Linked DNA regions of Homo sapiens: region 1 is linked to region 2. A link is a contact called in ENCODE Hi-C or POLR2A ChIA-PET data. All regions are on one chromosome and are shown on one strand. The core of a region is the stretch at or near the end of the contact, and the rest is flanking DNA. Distances in the headings are between cores, read along the strand shown.

Evidence for each region. Hi-C counts contacts between places; a loop is a spot of excess contacts on that map. ChIA-PET counts read pairs that join two places held with the same protein, here RNA polymerase II (POLR2A). Pooled maps may share reads with other maps.
Region 1: a pooled map shows a loop between it and region 2 (4-fold over the local background). The contact joins two enhancer-like sites. A Hi-C loop is called at or near these places in 3 of 168 maps with a recorded cell type or tissue (Caco-2, IMR-90 and posterior vena cava) and 12 of 50 pooled maps. POLR2A ChIA-PET finds 5 or more read pairs at or near these places in 1 of 52 experiments (Panc1).

The regions. Positions count from the first base shown.
Region 1 is chr9:77,474,490-77,477,681 of GRCh38, reverse strand. All of the region lies in intron 2 of GNA14 (G protein subunit alpha 14), which reads left to right. All of the region lies in intron 2 of GNA14-AS1 (GNA14 antisense RNA 1), which reads right to left. Among named protein-coding and RNA genes, the nearest start is that of GNA14-AS1, 28 kb to the right of the region's middle. Within about 2 kb of position 1,326, at least 4 of the 41 ENCODE cell types and tissues checked have a DNase peak (open chromatin) inside an H3K27ac peak, as active enhancers do.
Region 2 is chr9:77,750,043-77,753,461 of GRCh38, reverse strand. The region is part of intron 5 of GNAQ (G protein subunit alpha q); the gene reads left to right. Among named protein-coding and RNA genes, the nearest start is that of GNA14, 100 kb to the right of the region's middle. Within about 2 kb of position 1,846, at least 3 of the 41 ENCODE cell types and tissues checked have a DNase peak (open chromatin) inside an H3K27ac peak, as active enhancers do.

The DNA of each region.
Region 1 (3,192 bases), core at 77-2,576, 280 kb after region 2:
CGTATCTTCCTTTCTGTTTTATTTTGGAGAATGTCTTTAACTGCCTGCTAACTTTGACTGTTCCTTCTTTCTTAGAAGCAAGGCACTATAAAAGAGGATAGGAAGTTCTGTGCTATGGGTGGGTGATTAGATGGTGGCCTATTATGAGACTTCAAATGCCTGTAATTATTAGTTAGGCTTTTTCTCCTGAGCAGGTCTGTTTTTGAGGAATGTTCTGATTTCAACTCTGGCTGCCATATTCTCAGCAGGGGAATGGGGCTGGAGGGCTCAGGATTCAGTACATGGACTTTTACTTAACATATCTGTTTTCTTTCTTTTTTTCCTTTTCTTTTTCTGAGACATGATCTTGCTGTGTCACCCAGGCTGGAATGCAGTTGCAGGATCTCAGTTCACTGCAACCTCTGCCTTCTGGGCTCAAGCAATCCTCCCACCACAGCCTCCTGAGTACTGGTGCACGCCAGCACACCCGGCTAATTTTTGTATTTTTAGTAGAGACAGGGTTTCGCCATGTTGCCTCGGCTCGTCTCGAGCTCCTGGCCTCAAGCAATCCACCTGCCTCAGCCTCCGAAAGTGCTGGGATTACACGTGAGAGCTACCGTGCCTGGCCCATACCTGGTTTCAAAATGCACCTTCCTCCTTAAACTATACTTGGTGCCTGTATGTCTTCTGGCTGAGGGAGCAAATTACAGAATCCTGACAAGGTGGAATGATTGTGAAGGGTGGAAACTCAGCTGTTACTCATGCAGTCTTTCCCTGAGCCAACCCCACTGCCTTGAGGAACACCACCACCTTTCTAAATGGTGGGCCTTTAACCCAGAAGGAGCCTTGAAATGTTCCCAGGTATGAACCCACTGACTTCTTTTGGGTTTCTCCCCAAGAGATACAAGGTTTCAGCTTTCTCTCCTGTTAAGTGCTATGTACTCACTCATCTGCATCTCTTTTCCATTTTCTCAAATTTTCTTGTTACTCCTCCACAATAGTTCCAATTCATTTTATCCTTTTCAGTTTATAGGACTTGCCTTTAAACAAACAAACTACTATCCTATCATTTTATTAAGCCTTCAGGAGAGAGCATATGTGTTGAAGTCACCAGTTGTAAGAGGCAGTATGGCCCTTATTCTTTTCACACTGCCTCCCTGACACAGATAATCTTCAATTATACAGCAAATGTTTCTATATGTGGACCCTCTACACTCCTGTGTGGGAGCTTTACGATTCTGTGTGTGAACTGGTATTCTGATTTTGTTCATTCAGAAGACAACAATGAGCCAGCTGCTCTGCTGTGCTCTGTGGCCTCCCCAGAGATGAAGATGTCATTTCCTGCTCTCAGGGCGCCTCCCCCTCATTACCTAGAGATGGCGATGCTGGGTTTTCAGTACTCTGATATTCTGTGCTATTTTAACGTACCAAGAGAGGCAATCTTGTTGGTGTGATTTTGTCATTTCAGTATTTTAGAAAATCTAAAATCTGAATCATTTCCCCAGGAAGTTGGGTGCTACTTTAAGGACTAGATTCTTTCATTTCTAAAGCATTCTGACCACATCCCTCCCCTGTTTAAACCCATCTAAGCTAAGTTATTGTTGTTGTTTGAATTCCAATTTCCCAAATTACTTATAATGCAGAGCATCTCTTTTTGCATTTCTTAGTCACATGTATTTCTGCCAAGCCAATTTAGTCATCAGAAGTCTAAGCTCAAGGGCACACTTAGGCCTGCTCCTGCTGTGTCCTACCTACTGAGGTGACAATTTTAGGGGGCTAAGGGGATATGCCCACCATGCCTGCATCCCTCTATCTTTGGGTACCCCAGAACCCCAACACCCCAACCCACAGCATCGAGCAGCTTCTAGAGCCCACGTAGGTCTCCTTTCCAGATATGTCTGTTGAACAAGGGCAGCATATGCTCTCCTAGGTGCACGGGGTTTGTGCAGAGACCCAAGAATGCATGTCCGGTCCCCTTAAATTTTGTGCCCTAGATGATTGCTTATCTCAACCTGATCTTTCCCTGGGAGGATGCTCTAGAAAGAACGAAGAGGAGTGGTGAGATTTAGAGGAGAGGGGAGCAAGGAGGGAAGGAAGGGTCCATGCTCAGTTCTCAGACCCTCCTCTGGAGCCAGACCACTTACTGCCTTCACAGCCAGATTCCCCCAGCTCTCTCTACTGTTTTACCGAAGGACCAGAGCCATTCTCCTAGGGCCTAAGCCCCACATTCATCCCCAGGATACATTTTAGGTAATGTACAATAACTACTCAAGGACAGGTGTTGTCATTTTGCTTTAATGTCACAAGCCCTGTCATCCAACTAAGCCTTTTCAAGTTCTGATCCTAGTGACCATGTTTTCTTAACCATAGCAACTATTTCTGCTTGTCATTATATACCCACAGCCTGACTGTGGGCGTAGGTGATTACCAGTTGAACAAATTCCCTTGTATAGCCACACTGGAGAAGAGGGTTTATATCAATAGTTTGTCTTCCATGTCAGACCTGTTCTCATTGTGGCATTCCATTATTATGTGAATTTCCATCACTGAGTGACGGAAGCAATATAGATGAGTTGTCTCTTCATTGCCTCTGGGCTTGTTTCAACACAAACAGCTGCCAGCCAACTTGGGTGTGGATCACAAAATTTTATGTCCCCCATAAAAGAAACACTGGACCCATTAAGCCATCATGCTCCTATTTCCATGACCTCCCAGTCCTAGGTGACAACTAATCCGGTTTATGTCTCTATGAATTTGACCATTCTGGACATTTCATATAAATGGAATCATGTAATATGTGGCCATTCGTGACTGGATTTTTTCACTTAGCATAATGTTCTTAAGGCTTATCTACTTTGTAACCTGTATCAGTAATTCATTTACTTTTAATTGCCAAATCATATTTCAATGTGATCCAACAGTCATGTTTTGTTTATCCATACATCAGTATGGGTATTGTGTTGTTTCCACTTTTTGGCTATTATGAATAATGCTGCAGTGAAAATTCATGAACAGGTTTTTGTGTAGACATTTGTCTTCAGTTCTCTTGGGTATATGCCTAGGAGTGGAACTGCTGGGCCATTTAGTAATTATGCTTAACTAGGTGAGGAAATGTCAAACTATTTTTCAAAGTGGCCACATGATTTTATAGTCTCACCCATGTATGAGGGTTACAGTTTCTCCACATCCTCACCAGTGCTTGTTATTGTCTAT
Region 2 (3,419 bases), core at 597-3,096:
CTAGAAGGAAAGTAAGCATGACTACTTCACAAAAGGACTGTTTATCATCTTAAACCTCAGAAAACATGTTAGATGCTGATAGACGTAAATGCTAAGATGTGCCTTCTGCAGCTATTTCATATCTTACCCTGAACCTTTTTCTTCAGGGGGTGGGTGGGGGTGTGTGTGTGTGCGCGTGCGCACGCGCATGTGTATGTGTGTTTGTGAATGAGTATACCACCTCCCGATGATCATACTGAAGAACATGTGCCTCGGGTATGTGTCTGAGCCATGTGTCTTCAAAATTGGACTTATATCCCATTTATGAAAAAAGATTATCAGTGAAGCCAACTAAATCTTCTTTTTTTCCTTTTTCTTTTTTTTTTTTTTTTTTTTGAGACAGAGTCTTGCTCTGTCTCCCAGGCTGGAGTGCAGTGGCGCGATCTCGGCTCACTGCAAGCTCCGCCTCCCGGGTTCACGCCATTCTCCTGCCTCAGCCTCCCGAGTAGCTGGAACTACAGGCGCCTGCCACCACACCCTGCTACTTTTTTTGTATTTTTAGTAGAGACAGGATTTCACCATGTTAGCCAGCATGGCCTCAATCTCCTGACTTCATGATCTGCCTGCCTTGGCCTCCCAGAGTGCTGGGATTGAAGCCAACTAAATCTTTATCCAAAAGAATGCTAATTTTGAAATTGCTCCAAATTTAAAGTCACTTGGGGAGAAATAAGATAAAATTTACATGCAGAATAACATCTGTAGAAACCCAGTGACTTTGCACACATACTTCAGTGTTGAGGTGTAATAACAGACACAGGCATTTCCATCTAAGAACACAAGGAGACAAAAGAGCCTTGGAATGAAGGTTGAGAAAACCGAGTTCTAGTCTTGGCTTCACCAGAAATAACTTTGTGGGTTTGGGAGCAAGTTACTTAACCTCTGCAGGTTGCAGTTAGATCAGCTGTAAAAAGAGGAGATTGGATGTGAATGAACTCCATATTCCCTTCTAGCTTCATTTCTGAGTCCTTGAGGGGAAGTGTGAAGCACACATTCAGTACCTACTCTACCTCCCGGTGCAAGTTATTGCAGCACGTGAACAAGACACTTTTTAGTCAGTATAGACTCAGATAGAGTAGTCACTTCCTAATAAGGATCTAAATGAAACATTAGAACTCATCTTAACCTTTTTCAGCTTTTCAAGTTTTCACATTTCTGTAATACTTTGGAATACTCCTGCCATTTTTACCGAGGTACATTAACTGCAGTTTTGCCTAGAGACCTCTCTACACCATGTTTATTTTGTTTTATTATCTGTTTGACAATTCAACTGCAAACAGAAATACTTGTCAGAGTGATTAACTTAAAGTGACTACAGGTTTTAAAAAATGAATTTTTCCTTCCCACTGCGTGCATACTGAGATAAAGTTGTTTTGTCATCCAATTCCAAGGGAAGCATTTACAAGCACTCTTTGATAGATGAGTCTATCACACAGCCTGAACATGAGCACTGTGTACCTCAACCATCATTTTTCAGGACAGTGGCACCTCATTTTAGATTCAGTTTCGCATTTCCCTTGGCAGGGCCACTGTTCCTGTGTTCCTGTTAGAAGTTAGAATTAATATAGTAACTTCACTTCAGTGACCTGTTTTTTTCGTTTGTTTTTTTTGTTTGTTTGTTTGTTTGTTTGTTTTTTGGAGGTCTGTCTGTTCCTTGCCTCGTTTCCTAGTTGTCCTAGCAACAGCCATCAAATTGAAATTACAGGAAGTGGAAGGTCTTATTACTAAGGAGAATAAAGAGCTGTTGACTGAGTTACAGATTCTAATTTTTGGTATCCACATGGGGGCAGCATTGCTTTAAGTGAGGTTGTAGCTCTTTCCACGTCTCTGTCCATCCCCAGCCCACCTACCCACCCCATTATAAAATTTCTGTCCGCTTCTAGGCTAACCGCACTTATTCATGTCTTTTCTCTACTGGGCTTTCTGAAGTACACTCAACTATCTTAAGAGATTGCATATGAATTTATTACGTGAAAATTACAGCATCTGCTTTTCATTTTACTGGTTACATGCCATGTATATAGAGTTAGTTTCAATACAGGAGTGTTTCAGGCCCATGTATTCAATTAGGGAAACCACCCAACCCATTCTAGGATATTTTTATTCTTTTTAGCAATACTTTCAGAGAAAATATGAAATTCTTCCAGATCTTAGCAAGGCAAGACCACAAAGCAGGTTTGGCAAAATCTTCCAAAAATCAAGGCATTAGGCAGTGGTTTGAGGGAAAAGGCAGGCCATTACTAATTTCCCATGCCTGGAATAATATTGAAAGCAGATGCCTGATAGCTCTTGTAATCACCTTTAATTGCTAAATGGGATTCACTGACTTAACATGATGGATGCTATTTAGTCTATAAAGCGGGGAAAGATTTGTAAAGGAATACACCAAAAGGGAAAAACTTGAAAAGGCCAAGCAGTGCTGGGTCTCCACTTATTAGACTCATGAGTTGGTATGTATTTACAGCACTGTACAGTAGCACCATCTTCACAGGTTAGATAAATGCCTATTTTCACTGTTGTTCAAAATGTTCATTTTAACCAACAAAAATTTATTGATCACCTGCCACAGCAAGGTGTTGTTTGGGTGTTGGGGGAGTGTATAGAAATAAGTATGATACAGAGTTGAGCTCCAAGAAGCTCAGTCAGTCAGGGTTGGTATAATATTTACATGACCAATTACAAAGAAAAGCCCAGGGAGGTTAATATAGCAAGTGTTCTTAACAAGCCATACGTGATTTCAGGGGAGGGAGGGATTTTTTTTTCCAGCTTGATGACTGGGAAGACTTCAAGAAAGAGTTAGAAATAAAGGTAATAAAACAAAAAATATGTAAGCATATTCAGGAAGTTTGAGCTGTGCCATTTGGCTGGAATGGAGGTTATGAGGTCGACTTCTGTATACCATCTTGAAAATGACTTTCACTGACTCATAAATTTTCTAAATTACATAATGATGATAACATGATCATTACTAGTGGGATTATATTATCACAAAAACCTCTTACATTTAAAATGTTCTTATTAAGGCCCCATCTGTATTTGCTAATTAAGTAAAACTGTATTATGATTAAAACTGCATGGAAGAGGCAGAATGCTTTGTTTGCTTGGTTTTCATATTTTACATTTAAGAAAGATTGAATATCAAAAACATCTGTTTCTGATAATCCTATAACAGAGTTTTTAGTCCATGCATTAGAAATCTTTTGGTATTGGTAGAAAGAATTTTGCAAGATTTCTTCTTTAATATTAATTTGGTATTTATAAAAGAAAATATGTTTATAGCTGATTTTCAGTGGAAATAATATTTTTTAAAGATGTACCTTATGTGACTAATTAAATGTTCTTTGCCAATCAGCACATCTGCAGCCAGATTTCAAAACTATATA